Linked DNA regions of Homo sapiens: region 2 is linked to region 1. A link is a loop called in an ENCODE intact Hi-C map of the cell type or tissue named here. Cell type or tissue: A673. All regions are shown on one strand. Each heading gives the region's core, and the rest is flanking DNA. Links, peaks and the distances in the headings are about the cores only.

Region 1 (12,288 bases), core at 1,870-9,869:
GCTGTCCATTCTGTGACCTAGCCTTGGAAGCCAGACCCCATCTCTTCCATAATATCTTGGTGGTCACACACCAGCCCAACTCAGCATGGGGAGAGACATCACAAGGGCATGAGAAACGGGAGCTGGGGCTCATGAGGGCTATTGTGGAGTCTGGCAGTCACACCAGCCTTCTCTCCATTTTCATCTCTTTATCAGCCACTCAAAATTTCTGCCCTGGGCTGGTCTGGCTTCCTCATCCTGTCCTTTCCAACCTTCCTGTCCATCCTCTTTTTTGAGGGCTGCCAGAGTCTCACCCCATCAATTTTATTGCTTTGTTCTCCTTCCAGTCCTTTTGTTCGTCAGACTGCTGACTCCCTACTCATTCTTTTTCCTTCTCTTCAAATCCTAGAATCCCACCCCTGTGGACCTCGTTTGCTTCTTTTAATGCTCGTCTTCCTGATTCTCCATTTTTCTGCTTGACCCCAACCTATGATCTTCTGTTCCCTCTGTGCAAGTTCCTCAGAGTCTCTTCAATCTAGCTGATAACTTTTCCCATAGGAATATTTGCTATGCTTAAATCACAGCATTTTCTTTGGGACAGATAGGCAATAAAGAGTAGTAAATGTGTCATCAGCTACCAGATGGATGAAGAAAGCATTTCCCTGAACTTTAATTCATCATTCATGTTCCAGTTTAAGACTTTTAAGGCAATAGTAACTTCAGGCTTCAGAGTCACAGCACATCTGTGGACACTGAGGGATAAAATGTTTCGTGTTTTGATGCTGAAGTGTATGCCTGGAGGCTCTCTGCTGTGAGCATTCTTGCCGGTTGAAAGAAGGAAGAAAAAAGTACATTTGGAACATTATCCAACATCTTGAGATTATGAACTGTCTGATGTGCTGATATTTTATCTGATGATGTCTCCTGGGTCTGCTGGTGGTGAAAGATTTTCCAGATTTGTGAAGTGTGATGAAAGGGCTGGTAGTATCTCATCCTGACTGGCAGAGCTAAAATGTAACTCTTCGACCTTCTGAACTTGAACACTTCTTTTCGAAGCTGTGAAATGTAAATCCACAGTAGCTGCTGACCTTAGACATTTTTGCTTTTCCCTGGAGCTTTGGCTTTTCTTTTGTAATTAAGACTAGTTGATAACCTTCAATACTAAGAAACTGACCACTTCTCATTACTCCAGAGATGGATGGTGACTTCATCTTTCCATATAATTGATTTTGTAGAACAAAAACCAAAAGAGGGGCTAAGCAGTTTTGAAGTGCCCTAACAAAATAAGTCATAATGCATCTCACACTTTGAGGACAGTGATTTGCACATTGTAGTTGCTCAGTCAAATCTGGTGCACTTGGGAAGTAAATGACTCACCTGGGCTGAAGCCTATCTTTCTGAGGATGCAGGGAGGGTTTACCAAGTAAATCAGTGTATAAATAGGATCAATTGTAAGAATTTCATTTGAATACAACTGGCATATGTGTTAAACTTAAATGCCCCATTATTCATGAAAGTGGGCCCAGAAATTCTTCTTGGTAGTGCATTATAGGTAACTGGATGGAGTTAAAGACTTAGAGATTGTCATTGTGGCTGCTTGTAGTAGCCTCCATAGTTATAACAGAAGAGGCAGACACCTCTCTCATCACCCTGGCATCCTAGAAATCAGTGAAACCTCACAGTGAAAGCATGCAGGTATTTTTAGCAAGTAGGCATGGTCACACCACCTGTCTGTTGGTCACAATCCAGTAAGCCAACACCTTACTCGAAAGGCTTACTCAGAGGGGTGCGATGAGATTCTCTGCTGGTTTTGGCAAGCCATGTAGTCACCTGTGGTGGTTTCTGTATTTGGAAGAACAGGAAAGCAGAAGTTGGGCTCCACACTGCCCCTTTGATAGACTGTAGAGATGGCTGTTGTTTTAAGCCATATTCATGTTCAGGCAGTGGATTCTATTTAACACTGTTAACCAACCACAAGTCTTAAGTGCCACTGTTTTTGCCAAACGAAACCAAATCTAAGCATGCAGCCTGTGTTACCACCCTCTGGGTGCTGATTCCGATTGTTTTCATATCTCATACTGAAGTATTTCAAATTATCAGAAATCCAATATGAAAATAATAAAGGTTTCTGTTCTTGGATACATTCCTAATTCAGCATTTATAATACTTTACACTGGATTTTATTCTAGTTAGTGGAAACAATGTTCCTAATGTTGAAAAAACCCACAAAAATGCCAATGATGCAAATCTATTTACAAGTACTATCTAGTGTATTTTTTTTTAAAAAAAAATTCAGTAAACTTCAGAAGTTACCTTTTTAAAGAAAAAATTTATCTTAAATTCTATTTGAGGAAAGGCTGTGAATTTATCAATTTGTGTATCATATGACTGAATTACAGGAATGTTACTCTAGTTATATAATCATAAAACATGTTCTAGATATACCATAGTGTATATTTTGATCAGCAAGTCTAGAATTAGGTGACTTCCTTTAGTTGGTTCAATAGCCTTGCAGGACTTTTCTCATAAACTTAGAGGATAGGACAGTGTGAGAATCGCCAAGAAGCTCTTGGGCTCTGGAGTCAGCCCTGGGTTTGGATTCTGATTCCACATTTGCTGTGGTGATGGGCAAGTTATATAACCTCTCTAAGCTCTGATTTCTTCACAGGTCAATGGAGATGATGACCATACCTAACTCATTCAATGCAAAATACTCACTTCATGACTTGGTACAAAGTAGGATTCAGTAAACCATGTGGGTGTCCTCCTTCCTTTTCTTACAAAGACAAGATTGTTTGGCTATAGATGACTTGCAGTGGTTAGAGTGACAGAGTGAACTTACACAGATTATGGTAGCTGAACAGTTAATTAAAATTGCTGCCAGAAACTTCATCCACAGATGTTCTCAACCTTGGCTGCATGTTGGATCATCTGCAGACCTTTTAAAAAATCCTGATACCTGAGATTCTTTAATCAACTTGGGATTCAGATTGACAATAGAATTTTTGAAATCTTCCTATGTGATTCTAAGATGTGAGGAAAGAATGGCTGCTTTATAGCAACAACCATATCCTAAAGGTTGTTCTGTTTTAGAGTTTAAAAGTGCAAGAATTATCTTGGAGGAAAAGCTTTCCTAAGAAAGTTCTTGCTCACCAGGAGTTTGCCTGCTGGCCAAATTCAGCCAATCACCTGTTTTTCTGAATAAATGTTATTGGAACATATCCATGCTCATCTGTTCATATATGGCCGTTTTCATACTCCAGCAGCAGAGCCAAAGAGTTGCCACAGAGAACCTGTGACCCATGAAGCCTAAAATATTACTTTCTGGTCTTTCATAGAAAATGTTTCTGACCTGCCGGGCACGATGGCTCACACCTGTAAACTCAGCACTTTGGGAGGCCAAGGTGGGTGGATCACTTGGGGTCAAGAGTTCAAGACCAGCCTGGCCAACATGATGAAACCCCATCTCTACTAAAAATACAAAAATTAGCCAGGCGTGGTGGCACACGCCTGTAATCCCAGCTACTCGGGAGGCCAAGGCAGGAGAATCACTTGCACCTGGGAGGCAGAGGTTGCAGTGAGCAGAGATCGTGCCACTGCACTCCACCCTGGGTGACAGAGTGTCTCAAAAAAAAAAAAAAAAAAAGAAAGAAAATGTTTCTGACTTGACACTTATAGACCATTTACCACTTGAATTGTGATGCCATTTTCCAAAATGCATTCAAGAAAGTCAACTCAGTACAGAGAAATATTTCCTAGATTCTGTTCAAGTTTGTCCTTTTATTAAAAAAAATGAAATATTAAGGAAAATCTTTCTCAAACCATGTTTTTATTCTGCTCTGACACCAAAAAAAACAATAAGCACAGAAGAAGACTTTTGTGACCAAATGTGGGGGATGAGTTTCGTTCCACCACCAAGTGAACAATCAGTTCTATAGCAGACACTAGGTGGGTGTCCTCCCAATTCAATTCTGATGCTATCTACCTGGAGGTAGCATCAGATCCCATAGGTTGAGGGCCCATTCCCCAAAACTACCCCCTTCTTCAGACACCAGTGGCAAGTCTGGGCCTCTGGAACTTGTGAATGACCAGCTTCAAGTTGGAGTTCCCATGACCCCTCTTTGGGTTTGATTAATTTGCATTTCACTGAACACTTCACTGTACTCAGGGAAGTGTTTACTAATTTATTATAAAGGATATTATGTTACAAAGGATACAGATGAAGATATGCATAGGGCGAGGTATGGGGGAAGGCATGCATAGCTTCCATGGCCTCCCTGGGCATGCCACCCTCCAGAAACGTCCACATACTCAGCTATCCAGAAGCGTTCCTAACCCTGTCTTTTTGGATTTTTATGGAGGCTTCATTACATAGGCATGATTGACAACCCTGTAGAAATATGACTGGACAAAAAGGGGTATGATCTAAGCCCAGCAAAGCCGGTTTGTTCTGTTTTTTCTTAGCCTCTTTATAGAGCATTCCTGGCTTCAGGGTATGGGGCAGGACCTCCTCTGGAATGACAGTCTTATGACTGCAGTCAGATTAGAGTCCTGCTTTAGGCAGGTGAAAGGAGGGCAGGAGAAGGTCAGAGAGATTGTTTTCTGAGGCCTAAAGCATCCCAACATTATAACAAGGACTGTGGAAGTTAATGAGCCAGGAACATGGATGAAAACCAGTATAGCACAAGGGTAGCTAGCATTATACTCAAGTCAACAATAATATGCCATAATGCAGTAAGTAACCACTCTTGCTACTTTTTTTTGAGACTTGCCTATTTCAGAACAGAGAACAGTTCTTAACATTTCTCCTTAAATTTCAAATTTGAAGAAATTTTGGTAATCTGCTTATCAAAGAAGTTTACCATAGGACCCTCTGACATAACTCCCTGGCTAAAAACAGAAAACTGGAGTGTTGCTCATCATCAGATGTCCTTCATCAGCCATGAATGCCTTTAAATGATGCTAGCAGTTGAGAGCATTGTAAAGCATCTTCTGCTCTGTTTTCAAGTCTTTTTTAAAAAGTTCTCAGCAGCTCGGTGCAGCGGCTCATGCCTGTAATCCCAGCACTTTGGGAGGCCAAGGCAGGGGATCTCTTGAGGTCAGGAGTTCGAGACCAGCCTGGCCAAAATGGTGAAACCCTGTCTCTACCAAAAATTTAAAAAATTAGTCGGGCGTGGTGGCGGGTGCTTGTAATCTCAGCTACCCAGGAGGCTGAGGCAGGAGAATCGCTTGAACCCGGGAGGCGGAGGTTGCAGTGAGCCGAGATTGTGCCGCTACACTCCAGCCTGGGTGACAAAGTGAGACTCCGTCTCAAAAAAAAAAGTTATTAGCAGAAGAGGATTCTTGCACATTTCCCTTCCTTGCTTATTCATAAAAATGGAGCCACTGCTGCCAGAGAAGTGACGAGGTGGTGCAGGGGCACCAGATCCCAGAGAAGACACTCAGCAACATCTTCACGGTTCTCTTCTGTCACCTTCCCTCCTTGGCCAAGCAGAATCAGGACCTCATTAGGAAATATATCCCCCGCCCCCTTGCCACTGTTAAATACAATGCTGTCTTTCTGAACCAGTTGGCAATTATGAATGGCATCCTGAAAAACCGTAAATGCTGCCATCCATTATGCTTTGTTGAGGAGGACCCTACTAGCATACAGCATCTAGGCACTTTCTTTGTGCTGTCTCAGCATCATAGTTGCTGATGGAAGCAGGAATGCTCATTAGCATTTTAAGAGATTTTAATAGAAATTGTTAGTTTGACAATAGAAATGGGACGGGTTTAATCTTGAATGCCATATTTGATCTCTCTGGTACTAATTCAATTCTTGCTTCAGTAAGAGAGTAATTCATTTACAGGAGACAAGGGAATATACACATTTTGCAAAGGAAATGATGAGAATTTTGCAAAGTCACAGCTTTATTTCCTCTGTTTTCATTGCTCTTTGTCTGCATGTCTCTCAGGGCACTGGGAATGCTTTGCCTTATATTTAACAATAGATGCTTCACAGTTGCCAGTGATCTGTCCAGAGATCTTACTGAATACTCAGCTTTTCTTCTACCTCTGGAAAGCCAAGCTTCATTAGTGGGAGGTCCAATGAACTGAATCACTAGCTGAGCGATTCAAACACAAGCTCAGATTTGTGCTGTAGCAAAATGGCTCCCTCTCACGGCTCTTCAGAGTCATTTGTAACCGTCAGCACCTATCCTGAAATGCAGAGGTTTCACTGAAGGTATTAAGCTTAGGTGCACCTATCCCTCCTCATAAGGTTGTAAACATCTGAGCAGTAATAATGATGTGTCTTCATCTTCTTATCCCTTAAAACAGCACAAGTCATTGCTGTAGATTTTACTGAGGAGTGAAGAGGGAGAAAGAAAATTGTCTGTGTCTAATTATGTTTCTCTGTTCAGCTGCACTATAATAAAACTATCCCCTTTATTTTTTCATGCTTTTTTCTTCTCTTTAGGAAAGGCTTATTTTCAAATAAACAAACATATTTGGTTAAGTAATTGGATAAGTCATCCCTGTTAACGCTACATAATTGTTTGTTTTAATGCTTGAGGCTTAACACCTTTTAAAAAATATTAATTTGACAGCTTTGAAAAATGTCCTTGCCCTTATTGTTTGCTAAGAAGCTGCATTTCCTGGTGTTTAGTGGAGGCTTTGTTAGGTACACTTGAAAGTGGCCCTTCGCTTGGCCCCATGCCATGCTCGCTGTTGCTCGCTCTCACTCTCGCTCTCTCTCTCGCTCTCTCTCTCCTCCCCCGCCCCCCCTCCCCCCACAACGAGGCCCCCTGTTCCTTCTGAGGCTCAAGGCTTCAGCCTAGGTGCCACTCTCTTTTAGTCACTGGAGACCAGGCTTCCATCACTTGTCCTGTTTCCTGGTCTCTTTCCCTGCTCCATGTCACCCGCAAATCCCAACATATGCCAGGTTTGTAATTGCTGAGCTATATAGGGGATCAGGGTAGGGTGGGAGTGAAGGTTTAATCAAATAAACATTGGGAAAATTACAATGGTTCACAGGAGCTCAACTGATAAACACTTCGATTAGTTACTGATCCACATGAAAATGTACATTGAAGTAGAAATGCCTGTGTTTCAGCCCCTCCTGATGTGATGAGTGTCCTTCACTCAGACAACACATCAGCTTGCAGTAAACCAGTGCTTACCCAAATTAGCTCAAGAAAGGGACTTGTTGTAGGACCATTACCTGCTTCCAGGACAGATGAACAAGCAGGCTTCATGGAGAGCAGGGACCCAGGTACAGGTCTTAGGACCTCAGCTGTGAGTGTGGGGACCTGCACTCTGCTCAAAGTCCTGAGGCCTAAGTGCTGGGAGAGGCGGTGGTTCCTGCCCACCATGCCTGACCCAGCTGCCTGTGGCCTGACCATGTGGGGCTGCGTTGCCCTGGGCTGTGAGATTTAAGACATGTGAGTCCACTGGTCACTGTCCACCATGCTTCCTGACCATTGATTTTCCACCTCCCCTGTTACTTTATTCTGGGGCAGGCAGTGATTAGCAGAGATCTTTTTATCTTCTGAGATACAACTTTCCAGAAAAATCATGTTCATATTTTTATTCCTATTAAGAATTTGGCTGGCCAGGCCAAATGGTGGTGCACGCCTGTAATCCCAGCACTTTGGGAGGCTGAGGCAGGCAGATGGCTTAAGCCCAGGAGTTCGAGACCAGCCTGGGAAACACAGTGAGACCCTGTCTCTACGAAAAATGCAAAAATTAGCTGGGTGTGATGGCGTATACCTGTAGTCCCAGCTACTTGGGAGACTGAGGTGGGAGGATCCCTTGAGCCTGGGAGGTGGAGATTGCAGTGAGCCAAGATTGCATCACTGCACTCCAGCCTGGGCAACAGAATGAGACCCTGTCTTTTATTTAGCAAAAGGTCTCTTATGGCCATTTACATTCAACAGTTCACAAACATTCTTTTTTTTTTTTTTTTTTTTTTTTTTTAAGAAGGAGTTTCGCTCTTGTTGCCTATGCTGGAGCACAGTGGTACGATCTCAGCTCACTGCAACCTCCACCTCCCAGTTCAAGCGATTCTTATGCCTCCCAGGTAGCTGGGATTACAGTCATGTGTCACCACGCCTGGGCGATTTTGTATTTTCAGTAGAGACGGGGTCTCACCATGTTGGTCAGGCTGGTCTCAAACTCTTCACCTCAGGTGATCCACCCGTCACGGCCTCCCAAAGTGCTGGGATTATAGGTGTGCACCACCGCACCAAGCCCACATTCTTAATCACTCATTTCAAGGTTCTGTGCTAGATGATTTAAGAAAAGGCACTGATAAACTAATATTGAGTTAGTGTTACGTGTCAGAGACAAAGTGATTTTACAGGGATAAGCTAATTTTTATTCTCTAGCAAATCTTTGAGTTGGGCACTGTTACTACCTCCATTTTTAGGGGAGAAAATGAAGACTTGGAAAGTTTAAGTAACTTTTGAAAGATAAAAGCAAATTGAATTATTGTAAGTATAAAACGCATCAGAACAAGTGGTGGGAAACACATTAGACAAGTAGGTAGGGGGACAGATCATGGCCCGAATGCCATGCTGAAGATTTTGGAGTTATTATGTTGGTAACAAAGACACACTGGGGTTTTTGAATCCTGGAGGTGATATCCCAGCTACTCTTAGGAAAAATTTCTCTGGCAATACTATGTGGAATGGGAGAGACTGAGAGTGACTAAAGAGGCCTTTGATGCAATGCCAAGTGAAGCCGGAGAAGGACTTGGACCAGGGTGGTGGCCGTGGGTGGGGAATGGAATAGAGAATGGTATGATTTTCTTTTAGGCTTTCCTTTTATGTCCCTTCTCTGGACCTTGTTTTTAAACACTGTAGCTTTTTAAACATTCTGCCATAGAGTGCTGTCGATTTGGAGTTGCCTTCAACTTTAGCAGCTGAAAATTAAACAGAACAACAAAAAAATTAAATTTTGAAAAATTGCAGTTGTCCATCAGTTGTCATTTATCATGAGGAAATAAAATGATTAAACTCCTAGGAGTCACATGGTTAGCCTGGAACCATTAGAATTATCTATAGTTCTAAGCCTTATTGTGCCACTAATAACTATCTTATCCAGCTATCATGCCATAGAGTCTTTTGATTCCTTTTATGGAAGTAAAAAATAACATAATTTCAAAAAAAGGTAACTGATGATTTTTCTTATGTCTAATCTGAATGAAATATCTAAGGAAGAAATGCACTGATGTGATGTGCATAAGGAGAGAGGTGAGATGAGAAGAAAGGGAACGCCTCCTCGGTTTCTGTGACACATTTTTACATTCTGTAAGCATTTTGTGTGTCAACGGATTAGTTAGCTAGGGATTTGTAAATTATCCTGATAAATAATGGTCATTCTCCTCTTTCAGCAGATTTCTGCTCATGGCAGATCTTCTTCCAATGTAAACGGTGGACCTGAGCTTGACCGTTGCATAAGTCCTGAAGGTAGTTCTCAGTCTGATCATTACTTTGATAAAGGAAATCATGCATGGGGACTTGGTGCTCACCTAAAACTCACTTGTGCTAAATTACGATCTTCCTAAAGAGGGATGTGATCACATCACCTGTCAGCCCCTTTGGCCTTAGTAAGAGGCGGGGATGGGGGTTACTTCAAGATAAAGAAAAATCTCATTGTCATTAACTAGGTTATTGAAGCTTCAGATTTTAGACTTGGGCTTCTTTTATTTTTGTGGTGATCTGATCACAACTTCTAAATATATTTCCTTTCTCTCAATTAGATAACAAAACTGTGTTTTCTTGATTTGGTGTCTTCTGTGTGCTGGACACTGGGACATGTAGTGAGAAGTGGGCAGATCTTAACCCTTCCCCCACATACCTTTTTGAGAAAGCTTTGAGCCAGGAATTAGCCTTAACAAGGCATCTATCTTATCTGGGTAGAATTTTCTCTACTAGAAAATGTTGAAGAGAAATCTTGGACATTTTGAAGATTAAATTCCCACCACCATCCTCTTCTCCTTTCTTTGTTTTTTTTTTTTTTCTTTTTCTATCATCTTATATCCCCTGCCCCTTTCTTGAACATCGACAAAAAAGTTTGGATAAGTTTTAGTGAAATATCCTTTTTACCTAAGGCTAATCACTTATTTCACCTGATATCTCAGGGATTTGTTAGGTTTATTGATTATAGGTTTCTGATTTCAACCAACGAAGTTAAAAGGAAATTGGTGATTCAGGTGTTCTATTCAGGAAATGTGTGCAGATATTTTATTTAGTTTCACCATAGATTTAGAAATAAATGCATCGCAGTTTACTATTTTACAAATATGTAGGAATCTGTATAAAATGCTGATGTTTTCTTTAGAATTTGCATTTATCCTTTTTGCAGGTGTGAATGGAAACAGATGCTCTGAATCATCAACTCTTCTTGAGAAATACAAAATTGGAAAGGTCATTGGTGATGGCAATTTTGCAGTAGTCAAAGAGTGTATAGACAGGTGAGTGGACAGTGAGGATAATTAATGAATAATGAAAATGATAAATAATGAAAACTGTATCATCTACAGATACAGTTTTCCTTGGAGTTTATTCTTAATTTTAAAAAGGCCCTTCTGGAAAGTCTCTTTCATTTTCCCTGAGTCTGCCCTTGGGACCAGCCATTTCTTTCCTTTTGTTGTTTGTTTGTTTGTTTATTTATTTATTTATTTATTTATTTAAAAAAAAGGCAGGGTCTCACTCTGTTACCCAGGCTAGAGTGCAGTGGCACCATCATAGTTCACTGCAGCCTCAATCTGCAGGGTGCCAGTGATTCTCCCACCTCAGCCTCCCAGCTAATTTTTAAATTTTTAATAGAGACAGGGTCTTGCTTTGTTGCCAGGCTGGTCCTAGGCTCCTTGCTTCAAACAGTCCTCCTGTCTTGGCCTACTGAAGTGCTGGAATTACAGGCATGAGTGACTGTATCCAGCAGGGATCAGCCATTTTGCATGCCCACAGGAAAAAAATATTATGTATATACATAGAGTATAAAACTGTTTTATGTGCATTTGGGATGAGATATATATAAGGTCTCATCATGAGCCAGAGAGGAATGAGAAGAATAAGTCATTTTTAAGAACATCTCCTATATTTACCGGTGTCAGGCATTGTTCTCAGTCTGTACTTGTATTAAATCGCTTAATCCCTACAGCAATCCTCCCTCTCAGTTAATACTTAATGGAATATTCCAGTAGTTCAGGACATATGAGCTCTGACTCTGTTTAAGATCACAATCAGGCCAGGCCTGGTGGCTAGCTCACACCTGTAATCCCAGCACTTTGGGAGGCTGAGGTGTGTGGATTACATGAGGCCAGGAGTTCAAGACCAGCCCAGCCACCATGGTGAAACCCCATCTCTACAAAAAACAAGACAAACAAAAAAAAAAACAAAAAAAATTCCAGGTTGGGTGGCACACGCCTGAAGTCCCAGCTACTCGGGAAGCTGAGGCACGAGAATCACTTGAAGCTGGAAGGCAGAGGTTGCGGTGAGCCGAGATCGTGCCATTGCACTTCAGCCTGGGCAACAGACCAAGACTGTGTCTCAAAAAAAAAAAAAAAATCACAATCAGCCTACTTTTGCCTATTCCAGATTTTTTATAAACAATATTCAAACCAGAAAAGACTCAGAGTCTTGGTTCAGATTAGAGTCTTGGTGTTTATAGGCTGCTATCCTTCCCATTCTAAGTGATAATTTTTATCATTTCTGGAGATTTTTCCAGAAAGTTTTGGTAACTACAGTTTTTCTGTTTTGTTACATCTCCAGTGAAGCTTTAGTACTCCTTATATTGGTACACAAGATAATGCCTTGTTCTCTGAGTCCTTTTACCCAGTTCTTATACACAGACTGCCACCTAAGTAACAAAGTAAGCATCTAAAGTATGACTTTTAAAGACTAGTCAGAAATCTGAGGCAGGATTTAGTTTTTGTTATAGGGAGAACAATTTAAGGACAAGTGATTCTTCCAAGCCAGGCCTCATGAGTGTGTACTACAACCACCTGGCAAATCCAGCTGCACTTGAGATAACAAGTGTATTCTATGAGTACTGTGGTGTTCTTTATTGAATGCTTTTTCTATACTCAAAGACATTTTTGGCATGTTAAAATTAAATTATTTTAAAGGTGATTAAAAATTAAATAATGGCTGGACACAGTGGCTCACGCCTGTAATCCCAGCACTTTGGGAGGCCGAGGCGGGAGAATCACCTGAGGTCAGGAGTTCAAGACCAGCCTGGCCAACATGGTGAAACCCATCTCTACTAAAAATACAAAAATTAGCCCAGTGGTGTTGGCAGGTGCCTGTAATCCCAGCTCCT
Region 2 (12,288 bases), core at 2,572-10,571, 110 kb before region 1:
ACAGAAACCAAAACCCTCTTTGTATATAGTACTCATATGATCGGGATTTGCAAAATGATTTCCCCTAAATTTTTTACAGTTTTATGGCCAAAGAACTTGAAAGAGAGAGAAGGCAGGGAAAGGAGAATGAATATGGATATATGTATCTAAATTCCCTTTAGCCAAAGACCACTGGGCACACACATGTAGTTGAACAAGTTGGGTTTATTACTTGTTCCAATGAAGAAGAACACACCTTATAAGATACCATGTGGTGTCTTAGTAAGAGGGTGTTAGAACCTATCATAGCATTTGGGCTCTGGCTGATTAATATTAGGAAGGATCTAAGGAAACGGGGGCTCACTCTGTCTTGGGTGCTGTCAGAAGGCAGGACAATCCTATGATTGGATACCTCTATAAATCTTAGTTATAGGGAGGGCAGACTAGATTGAGGAAAAAACTACGGTGGTAAAGAAATGGCAGTCACTCACTTAGTGCAAGAGGGGGATGTTTGGTATTGTGGATTGCACAGTGACCTTGTTTTTGTGTCACTTTATCATAAAGTCTTAGAGTGACTTCGTATGATATAGTCTGTGAGATTATGTCTAACAGAAGAACAAAATGGCTTGACTCTGAGTGACAGACCAGCTTGTAATAACATTGAAGTCTAGCTATGAGTCAGCCCAGTTCTGGGACTGCTTTATCTACTTATGAAAAAAATACATATGCGTGGTCCTAGTTGAACTCTAATTTTTATTTTGTTAATTTTTTATTTCAATAGCTTTTGGGGTACGAGTGGTTTATGGTTACATGGGTGAATTGTCTAGTGGTGAAGTCTGAGATTTTAGTGCACCTGTCACTTTGTTTTGGTGAGGGCAGTTTTAACATACGTTGGCAAGAGTTTAACAAAGTCTCTCATACTGTGGGGTTTTTTCTTTTTCTTTTTTTTTTTTTTTTGGCAGAGTCTCATTCTTGTCACCCAGGCTGGAGTGCAGTGGCACGGTCTTGGCTAACTGCAATCTCTGCCTCCTGGGTTCAGGTGATTTTCCTGCCTCAGCCTACTGAGTAGCTGGGATTACAGGCGCCCGCCACCACACCCGGCTAATTTTTATATTTTTAGCAGAGACGGAGTTTCACCGTGTTGGCCAGGCTGTCTCAAACTCCTGACCTCAGGTGAGCCACCTCCCTCGGCTCCCCAAAGTGCTGGGATTACAGGCATGAGCCACCGTGCCTGGCCTCTCACACTGTTATTTTTATATTGGTACATTAAGATTTAATACTGTAGGATGCAGGATGTACTTTTTCAGCTATGTCCTTGTGAGAATGGAAGAAATGGGAGACCTACAAGTTGGCAAGGGAGTCACGAATCTTAAACAAGAATCCCTACAGTACCAAGAATCTGTGTAGGGGGAGGCTAATCGCTTCTAATCAATCTTGCAGGTGCATAGTATCTAACCAAGAATGATTATTGATTTCTTTTTAGTAGAGACATGGTCTCCCTGTGTTGCCCAGGCTGAGCTTGAACTCCTGGGCACAAGGGATCCTCCCTCTTCGGCCTCCCAAAGGGCTGGGATTACAGGCATGGGCCGTTGCACTCAACCTGATGGATTAACATCGAGAGTTGTAACTAACTGCCCAGGGAACCAACATCTTAAGTTCTTTTGTCAGCATATTCTCTCCTTGTAGGCAAATCTATATAAGAGACAAAATTACAATCTGCAGATTGTTTGATTTGGATGGGGACATTATAAGACAAGCTAGCTTGGGTACCTTGATGGCTGTTGTCGTCAAGGTATATGACATCTATACTTTAGGGGTTTGTGTGGCCAGTACACAGAAACACTAAAACCATGTGCTGAACCTATGTGCTGTAATGTTGAATGCCAAGATTACTAAAGTGGGTTTCATACCGTGTCAGCACCTAACATGAGAGCTTGTGCATAGTAGGCACTCAGTGTACATTGTAATGAGTTGTCTAGGCTTAAAGAAAACAGGGCCATGGGTGCAGAGAAGAGGGTGAGGCTATTGAACTGTTATTTGTGTCTGCCATGGATGTAGAGAGCCCTATCTTGTAGGCATTTGTTAACCTTGTAGGCATTTGCCAGCCTGCCTCAAAACTTTAATACAAGTTTATGATGGAACTAGTCTACAAGTTTGGTTTGTTTGCTTTATGGGGACAGGATCTTGCTCTGTTGCCCAGACTGAAGTGCAGTGGTGAGATTATATCTCTCTGTAGCCTTGAACTCCTGAGCTCAAGTGATCCTCCTGTCTCAGCCTCCTGAGAAGCTGGGACTACAGATGTGTGCCACCATGTCCTGCTAATTTTTGTATTTTTAGTAGAGACAGGATCTTGCTATGTTGCCCAGACCTGTCTTGAACTCCTGGCCTCAAGCATTCCTCTTGCCTTGGCCTTCCAAAGTGCTGAGATTACAGGCATGAGGCACCATGCCCAGCCTACAAATTTTTAATGGAAACATTATGAAAGGAAGAAGGGAGAATGGGAAGGAATTAAAATTTATCTGTAATTGCACAAAAGCAAATTAAGGAGCTTCCTTTACCTACTTCATTCTAACATTCTGAACTTGTGTAAGGAAACAAAATGCAGAGAAATTTAGGAAGCATCTCTCCTTGTGGATATGTCAACTGTGTAGAAACAGGTTGACCAAGGAAATCTGATATATGAAATCTGCTCTTGTTTTGTTTCTTTTTTCATTGTTACTCTTTATGTTGGGACAGGCTTTCCCCCAGCTGACTTACTACTTATCCCTGCCCTTTTTAAAAAAAATTACCTTCTTTTGCTAAGATTCTTTTTTCTCTTCCATCTTATATTTTGAATCGAAAATAGAATTAAAGTTTTATGATAGATAAAAATAGTAAGAGCTTTTTGATGTGAGAGTTACTTTCTCTATAAAGTTAAAGCAAAATTCTGTTTTGCCCATTAATGCATATGTGTGGTTATAGTTATATTTTATTAAATTGATAACTGTTTTTGAAATTATATGACATTTTCCCAGATGATCATACTGTGAAAAATGATTTAGATAAGCCTACAGAGATGAAAAATCTCTAAACGGTGGTGGTTGGGCTAGATTTCACTTTACTGGTGTAGAAATGGTGTTAAAGCCTGTGATTGGTTCCCCAGTTATCTTGGGCAGTGCCCTAATTATACCCTTAAATAGAAGACATTGCTTCTCTTTTTAAGCCATTCTTGGGGCCAGGCATGGTGGCTCATGCCTTATAATCCCAGCACTTTGGGAGGTCAAGGTGGGTGACTCGCTTGAACACAGGAGTTCAAGACCAGCCTGGGCAACATAATAAAAACGCTGTCTCTACTAAAAACACAAAAATTTAGCCAGGCATAGTGGCATGTGCTTGTAATCCCAGCTACTTGGAAGGCTGAGGTGGGAGAATCACTTGAGTCCAGGAGGTTGAGGCTGCAGTGAGCCATGATTGCGCCACTGCAGTTCAGCCTGGGCAACAGAGACCCTGTCTCAAAATAAATAAATTAATTAAATAAAAATAAAATCTTCTTGTATGCCTTATCTGTCACTGAATTATTCATGTGCCTTCGGAGACTGTACAATTCTCCATTAATCAGGATTTCAAGAACATTATGATAATAGTTAAATATAATATGGATATTAATAGGTTTTTCTCGGGAATTCTCTTTCACTATTTGGGTTACTTCTGTTTTAAGTATTTATAATATTTAAGGTTCATGTTAATATTGTTAACGATGAGTGTTATACTGAATATGTGAAAAAATAATGGATTCTTTTTAGAAAAACCTTAGTATAACCCTCTTATCTTGTATGTCAAAAAGTCAAGAGTATAAAAACCTTGGGTGATTCTGACTTTCCTAAAAGAAAAATTGTGGTATCTCAACATATAATTTTTGGAAATTTTGGAACTTAAAATATCAGTAAACATTGAATTAATAAGCCACTTGGCAAATAATATAGCTCTTATGTTGTACTTAATAAAAATTAAGCAGAAGGTTTCATGAGTAATGAACACATCATTTTAACTACTTCAGGTCCTCTCCTATTTAAGTAGATACAGAAAAGCGTATATTTAAACAATAGTTATTTTAAATTTACATTCTGTAAGAAGAAAAGTAGCTGAGGTATATTTCTTTTAGCTGCCAGAACTCTTCCATAATGTTTGTGGTGCTTCATTAATTTAATAAGTGACCTTGTACCTGAGTATAATTGAGTCAGCTATGTGAAGATGTTGTGATTATTCTTTGATTAGGGCTGAAATCTATAATTGGAAGAAATATATTTGTATTTCTTTATAGCAATATGTTGTGATATAATTATTTCTACCAGAATGAGATTTCTAAAACTAATTAGTAAATAGGAGGTTTGGGGAATCAGGAAGTACTTTAGAATTCAACTGGTTCATCCACTTCAGTTTATTGCTAATGATACTGAGGACCAAAATGTGGAGAAATGAATTATCCAAGGTGGCACATTTGGTCAACATATTTGGTCCAGTGCTTCTCACCCTGTAATCCTTGTTATTCTCTCAAAACCAATCTAGACTATTTAAAAGAAAGGAAGGTGGGAGAATGCCAAAGGAAAAGGGTGAACATCCCCTTTTAGTGAACCCACTAAGGTTAAGGGTTCACTTAATGGGTTTCCAGCATCTGTTCTTTAGACCAAATGCTTCTATGATAGAGATAATCATGCTAATAAAATCAAATTTTGCTTTTTAGGTGAGAGTTACGTGTGTGCATCCAATGAACCATTTCGTAAAGTCGATTACACCAAAAATATTAATCCAAACTGGTCTGTGAACATCAAGGGTGGGACATCCCGAGCGCTGGCTGCTGCCTCCTCTGTGAAAAGTGAAGTAAAAGAAAGTAAAGATTTCATCAAACCCAAGTTAGTGACTGTGATTCGAAGTGGAGTGAAGCCTAGAAAAGCCGTGCGGATCCTTCTGAATAAAAAGACTGCTCATTCCTTTGAACAAGTCTTAACAGATATCACCGAAGCCATTAAACTAGACTCAGGAGTCGTCAAGAGGCTCTGCACCCTGGATGGAAAGCAGGTAAGATGCTTCTAGCTCCCAGCTCTCCATCTGACTTTTAAACTCCCTGTGCCATGGTGGCTACATAGTCAACAATAGAAATTTAGTAGTGTGCTAGAAATCCTTCTGGGAGTCATACTTGAGATTGTGTGTGTGTGTGTATGTGTGTGTGTGTGTATGTATGTAAAATTAACCATTTTTGTGAAAAATGTAAGCGACTTAAGTACCTCAAAAGTGATTATAGAGAAGTCTATCATATACTTCTTTTGGTTATTGGAAGGAAAATGTAAATTTCTGAGGGAAAAGTATAAGTTGAGGAGACATCCTACGTTAAATGGCATGTCATCTATTTATGAATAACTGTTGATTTGTAAAGTCATTATGGACTTGGGTATCACAGGAGTCAAAATTAAAAGTATTTAACATTCTTAGAAAAACCTTTTCTTCCCCACTTACATATAATAGGGAAAATGTATTTCAAAAGAAAGTACTTTTATAGGAATGTCTGTAAAAGTTTCATAGGGAGCAATGGAGGTAATTAGTGAGCATTTTTGAAAAATGAAAAATTGCACAGGAAAAAGCAATTAAAATTATGGCAACAATGTATCAGGGAACCTAAGGGACAAAAAAAGTTGGCATATTGCAAAAACACATGAATAGCCGTTAGGTAAGTGTTGAATTTTGCTACAATCAGATTATCATTGCTAAAAAGAAGCTTGGCTTCTGAAGTGTATTTTCCCCCAAATTCCATAAAGTTAAATTGTTTATATTTACATTGTATTAAAATTATAGTTTCCAAAATTAAATTTGTTTCTTTGTTCCATTTTGCCTCTTCCCTGTAACATACTTAATTTATTTTGAAGTGTTCTGCTCTTGAAGTGCTGAGAATGAATAATATAAAACATTGAGCAGTGTCTTTGGGAAAAACACAATCAAATTAGTCTCCAATTTTCTAAGACCAGATCTAGTTAGTACAGTGCTTGCTGAAACATTAGCAATTTTTTAAAAATACGTTCTAAAGATTCCAGTAGATTATGGTAAAATTAGAATAACATTTCTAATTAATTAATAAGGTATATAGTACCTCATAGCCGCCTGCCCCCAAATATGTGTGAATGATGATAGACACTTCATATAATTTAGTTAATAGCACAGTACAACACAAAACACCTTAAGATTTACTCTGCAAGTAAGGAAAAATAAATTAGGCTACAGGAAAAAGGTATTTGACAAATCAAATAGTTGATTCTTGATGGGCACAGGGAAGACACATATAGAGACAAAAATTTAAGATACCTAACCAAAGAAAAAAATCTAAACTCACCAATTTAGGGGAAAAAGGCATATAAACAGTAAATACAGATGTGATTTGAAAAATTAGAGCTCAAGTTTGGAAATCCCCAAATGAATGACATTCAGGGAAAATATAGGTGAAATAAAAGAAGTTGTGGTCAGGTGTGGTGGTGCACTCCTATAGTTCCAGCTACTTGGGAGGCTGAAGTGGGAGGATCCTTTGAACCCAGGAGTTTCGGGCTGCAGTGAGCTATGATTGTGCCACTGCACTCCAACCTGGGTGCTGGTGACAAAAAAGACCACATCTCCTAAAAAAAAAAAAAAAAAAAAAAAAAAAAATCGAGCATCTAATTCAAATATCTAATTGAAATAGTAACCATTGAAATTTAAATAGTTATCAAAAAAATTATCCTTAAAAAGGTTCCAGACTATAGATGTAAAAATGTTAACTAAAGCACATGCAACTAAAAATCAACATTTCAAAACAATACAGTGTGATGAATAGGACTTATGCTGGTATTTAAAGGATGGCTTACTATTGAGAAACTTCTTTATTCATGAGATCTATAGGATAAAGCACAATAGCACATATTCATAATCCCAAACAGATGTTGCAAAGGCCTTTGATAAAATACTCTATATTCAGTTAAATATTTAGTAATAAAAATGGGTGATTTTTTAAAATTACACTAAAAAAAAAATTTCTATCTGAAACAACAAGCCAATGTATTACAAAGTAAATAAACACTGGAAGTATTTCTATGACAGGTCCAAGATAAGGATGCCTGATGATGGCGCCAGTATTCAACATTCTTCTATACATTCTTTCTGATTTTTATTTATATTTTACTAGAATTTCAGTAAGAATCTAAATGAGACTTTTTAGGAGGGGTAGATGGGGAACCTAACAAAATGATTTTTGAATTTAATCTGGAAAAATAGGAAAATTTTGGAAATAATAATTAATGGGCTTTCATGCTACCAGATACTAAATCATCATTCTCATACCACACCAAAAATAAATTCCAGGTGTGTTAGAAATATAGATGTCAAAATGAAACAAAAGGACTAAAAGTATGTCAATAGTTATGTTGAAATGGGAACAGATTTTCTAAGCATAACGTAATGGGAAAATCACAAAGTGTAAGGTTGAATGGACAACATAAAAATGAAAGATTTCTGGATGCCAAGCAAGGGTTTATATGCTTTAATATTGAGTTTAGTAATTTAATATGAAAAAGACAAATGCTACAATGAAAAAGATGAATAAAAGTCTAAACAATTTGAAAAGACAGAATTAGTGAACATTAAAAAATGTTGTTTCACAAAAAGGTGAATTAAACAAGTGAGATGTTTTAATATTTAAAACTGACAAGCTCTTAAAGAAAATGTTCAGTGTTTTTGAATATGCAGTGAATTGGTATTCTCAAATGGTGATGGAAGTGTAAAATTCATAAGCTTTATGAAAAGCATTTTGTTAATATGTATAACTATACAGATGTTCTTACTATTTGAACTAGTATATTAACTTTTGCAATTTATCCTAAATGACCTGACATGCAAACATAATTACACATAAAAATTTCATCCCAGCATAAAAGCAAAAAATTGAAAGTAGAAAATAGTTGTTATATTACCATGGAATTCATATGTACTGGCCATTGAAAATTATGTTTGGAGTAATATTTAAAGACATGAGAAAATGTTAAATGGAAAAAGCAAGAAACAAATTCCATGTAATATGTTTTCAATTCTTTGTACAGTTAAAGAAAAGTAGCAGCAGAAGTATTTTTTTAAAGCTAATTCAGAAGGAAACAAGATTATACTTGCCATCAGAAATTGAATATTTGCTGTTCTGATATCCACTACTACTTCCTCATATCTGCTCAAAAACAAAAACTCAAGCACTGAAAAAGAAAAGACTGATCTCAGATTTTAGAAATTCATACACATTATGAGTTAATTATTTTTTCATGTGCCAAAAAAAGATCTTTTAAGACTTTCAAGTAAAATATTTCTTTGGAAAAATTAGATTTAATTTTTGATAAACACAACATTGGATATTGCATTTTCAGCGAACCGGGTATTCTTAAAAGCTATAGTTTTCTTAGTGCTGAGTCCATGTTGTACTATATAGGTGAACTCGCTAATCTTCAAAACTTCAAGTCTGTTTTTGGTTGATATAAGTATAAAGATACTATGACATCTGCAAACCTTTAAATGAGCAGTGCTCATTTTGATCTTTTTTTAATAAAAAAATTTCTATGGGTATGCATGCTTGATCTTGGCCAAAAGGCCAAGAAGCAATTCTACATGTATGTAAAACTATCAGCATTCTGAGAATTCTCAAGGAAAGGACACCTTTCCTTAGATGAAGAGAAAGGAATGAGAAAGGAACTAAGATCCGTTGATAAGTTGTCTGTGTACAAAATTGTAAACTGTCTGCCTAAATTTTATTTTTTCCTGGTTGCTTCCTACCCAGATTGGTTGTTTTCATTTAAAATTTTCCTGATCGTCAACACAAGGATAGAAATTAAATAACTTTTAGGCAATTCACCATGAACAGTCACTGACTGCATCATGACACCTGTGTGAGAGTTTTAAGGGGCTGGTTATCCTTTGAGTTTGAACATGTTTCTGATTGAAGACATGATGGTGTGTCATGTGCCAGTAGCATTTATGGGGCTAAAACAGTGTCCCTTGAATCTTTTCTTCCTTCAAAATGGGTGAACACATCTTGCCACTAGCAATGACTCCATTTACAAGGTCTGACTTCGTTATTAAAACTAACTAAATTTTATGTCTGTTTATAAAATCACTTCAAATAAAATCATATTTAGGACTTTGTCTGTATTAATTCTTGGGTTTTCTTTAGTGTAGAGCAGTGATTCTCAACCAGGGACAGTTTTGTCCCTAGGGCATGTATGGCACTGTCTGAAGTCATTTTTTGATTGTTGAAGCTGGGGTTGGGGATTCCACTGGCATCCGGTGGGTAGAAGCTGGGCATGGTGCCCATCATCCTACAACGTGCAGGACAGCCACGACATCATCCTTTCTTGTCCAAGATATTAACAGTGCTGAGATTCAGAAATCCTGGTGTAGAGTAAGTGAGCTGATTCAAAAGAAAGTGCTGCTTGTTTGAATAAATATTAACTGTGTTATTAGGCCATATGCTAAGCTTTATTTCAGAATTTCTAGAAGTCCTGATAGTCTCTCTGTCTATTTCTTATCTATTTATGTGATTGATGCAAGATTGTTAGAATGTCATGGTTTGTAGGGTTTTTTTGGTTATTGTTTTTTTTTTTTTTTTTGGAGACAGAATCTCACTCTGTCACCCAGGCTAAAGGGCAATGGCGATCTCGGCTTACTGCAGCTTTGACCTCCTGGGCTCAAGTGATCCTCCCACTTCAAGTTCCTGAGTAGCTGGGACTACAGGCACATGACACCATGCCTGGCTAATTTTTGTATTTTTGTAGAAATTGGGTTTCCCTGTGTTTCCCAGGCTGGTCTTGAACTCCTGGGCTCAAGCGATCCACTTACCTTGGCCTCTGAAAGTACTGGGACAAAGGCATGAGATGCTGCACACCCAGCCAGTTTGTTGTCTTTATTGTCTTGGATTTAAATCTATTTGTCTTCATTGTGTGAGGCTGAGATATGACTGAGTAGTACAGCTTTGCAGGGGATTAGATAAAGACATCCCAAATGGTTTTACTGAGAATTGAAAGTGAAGTGTAAGGTTAGCTGGGCATGGTGATGTTTGCCTGTAGTCCCAGTTACTAGGGAGGCTGAGGCAGGAGGATTACTTGAGCTCAGGAGTTCGAGGCTGCAGTGAGCTATGATCTCACTACTGCATGCCAGCCTTGGGGACAGAGTGAGATCCTGACTCAAAAAATGAATGAATGTGAAGTGTAAGGAATCATTTAATCTCATGAGTTTTCAAGTACTGTACTTAAAAGTGATATCATGGTTACTGATTTTCTAAAAACAAAATATATAACCTATGTTTATAGATGTGATGACCAGAAAACATGATCTGTAAAGAGGAGTCATGGTTATTCTCCACTTAAAGTAATTTTATTTTAACTTGTAATTAATTTTGATTAAATGCTTCACTTAAATGTTTTTAAAAATAAAACCTTCTTGGCCGGGCGCAGTGGCTCACGCCTGTAATCCCAGCACTTTGGGATGCTGAGGCGGGTGGATCATGAGGTCAGGAGATTGAGACCATCCTGGCTCAATCTCCTGACCTTTAGTTTTCACTGAAACAGGGTTTTAGTGAAACCCCGTCTCTACTAAAAATACAAAAAAAATTAGCTGGGCGTGGTGGTGGGCGCCTGTAGTCCCAGCTACACGGGAGGCTGAGGCAGGAGAATGGCATGAACCCAGGAGGCGGAGCTTGCAGTGAGCCGAGATCTCGCCACTGCACTTCAGCCTGGGCGACAGAGCAAGACTCTGTCTCAAAAAAATTAAAAAAATAAATAAAATAAAAATAAATAAAACCTTCTTGCACTTTTAAGTTAAAGGGATTGTATAGGAAAACAAATTTACTTTTTAAATTTTTTGAAAGAGTGACATTCTCATAATAAAATACAGCAAGGAGAATTTTTTTTAATGCCTGTATTCTGTTGAGAGATGAAAAGGTCCAAATATAGCTTTTGTCCACATGTGTAAAAAAAAATTCTAGCTTTTAGCTTTCCCAGAAACAGCAGAGTTTCAACATAAAAGAAACATATTTTGTGGAATTTTGGAACAAGTTGATTCTTGTCATGGGCAGAGGCAAAACAGACCCAGAAATTGCTTGCAGTTGATGCTTTAGGGGTAAAACACTTCCAGACTTTGGGACCACTGCCAGCCTTAGGATGCTCACATGCAGCGGGTCCTCTTTGGGGAACATGGCAACTCCTTGGAGTGCCTGCTCTTATCAGTCATATTAGAGTTTATGAAGGTTCCCATCTTCACTTTTTAAAAAGTTTAGCTATTTCATAGCTACCATAACATAAATAATATTTATTTTGTACTTTACCTTTCTGGAATCACATTTTCTAGTGAAGGTTCATTTGTTTTGAATCACCTAACCATATTTAGATAAAGCAATCTCTTTTCAAAAATTGCTACATAAAAGTCAAATTGTTGATAAGTATTCATAAACATTTTCTACAATTTATTTAACCTTGTTTTAATTTTTCCTTAAAGTAGGTAAGGACAGAATTTGGTTTTAATTCTCACCCTGTTCCCAATGCATGCATTTCCCTTTTTTTTTTTTTTCTCTGAGACGGAGTCTGGCTCTGTCGCCAGGCTGGAGTGCAGTGGCATGATCTCGGCTCACTGCAGTCTCTGCCTCCCTGGTTCAAGCGATTCTCCTGCCTCAGCCTTCCGAGTAGCTGAGATTACAGGCACGTGCAACTACACCCAGCTAATTTTTTTGTGTGTTTTTTGTAGAGACAGGGTTTCACCATGTTGGCCAGGATAGCCTCGATCTCCTGACATCGTGTTCCGCCCGCCTCGGCCTCCCAAAGTGCTGGGATTGCAGGCGTGAGCCACCATGCCTGGCTGCATTTCCTTTTGTAGATGATAGAAATCTAGACAACTGAGTTTTGTCTTACTAAATACATTCGCACTTGCAAAGTGTGGGTAGCCCTGGTCTGCCTCAAGCAATGGAAAATTTATCCCAACCAAGAATCAACAGACTAAGAGCAACTAGTAGGATATTTCTGTTCAGCAGGAAATGCAAGTATAGAAAGGGAGGGAAAATGTTATTTTGTTCTTTGATTCCTGATCTAAGGTGACTTACCTTAAATTAAAACAAAAGGTGGAGGGAGGTAGGGCTTAAATCTTCACTTTTGATGAACCCCTTTTTAAAGAGTAATCTGAAAAGTGTGAAGAAAGAAGGAAATGTTTAGATATCCCTCTTCTTTTTAAGCTTGCATTTTGATATCCGTTGTAAAGCAATTTCCTTTGACCTTAAATATTTTCTCCCTTTTA

The links. A loop is a pair of places that touch in the nucleus more often than their neighbours do. Peaks named below come from ENCODE experiments on the same cell type or tissue, not always from the same donor. Only the 100,000 strongest peaks of a DNase experiment are listed, where the experiment ranks them.
Region 2: it touches region 1 in a loop (2.1-fold over the local background); 7 of 110 quality-filtered maps call a loop at or near these places.

What each region holds. Positions count from the first base shown.
Region 1 is chr4:150,211,348-150,223,635 of GRCh38, forward strand. DCLK2 (doublecortin like kinase 2) reads left to right here. Exons shown (of 16, transcript NM_001040260.4): 6 at 9,356-9,431; 7 at 10,330-10,438. Among named protein-coding and RNA genes, the nearest start is that of DCLK2, 140 kb to the left of the region's middle. In A673, for the core only: a CTCF peak has its summit at 6,169; DNase peaks (open chromatin) are centred at 6,084 and 6,644.
Region 2 is chr4:150,097,779-150,110,066 of GRCh38, forward strand. It overlaps DCLK2 (doublecortin like kinase 2), which reads left to right. Exons shown (of 16, transcript NM_001040260.4): 2 at 4,700-5,034. Among named protein-coding and RNA genes, the nearest start is that of DCLK2, 25 kb to the left of the region's middle. In A673, for the core only: CTCF peaks have their summits at 7,066 and 7,268; no DNase peak of the experiment used is centred there.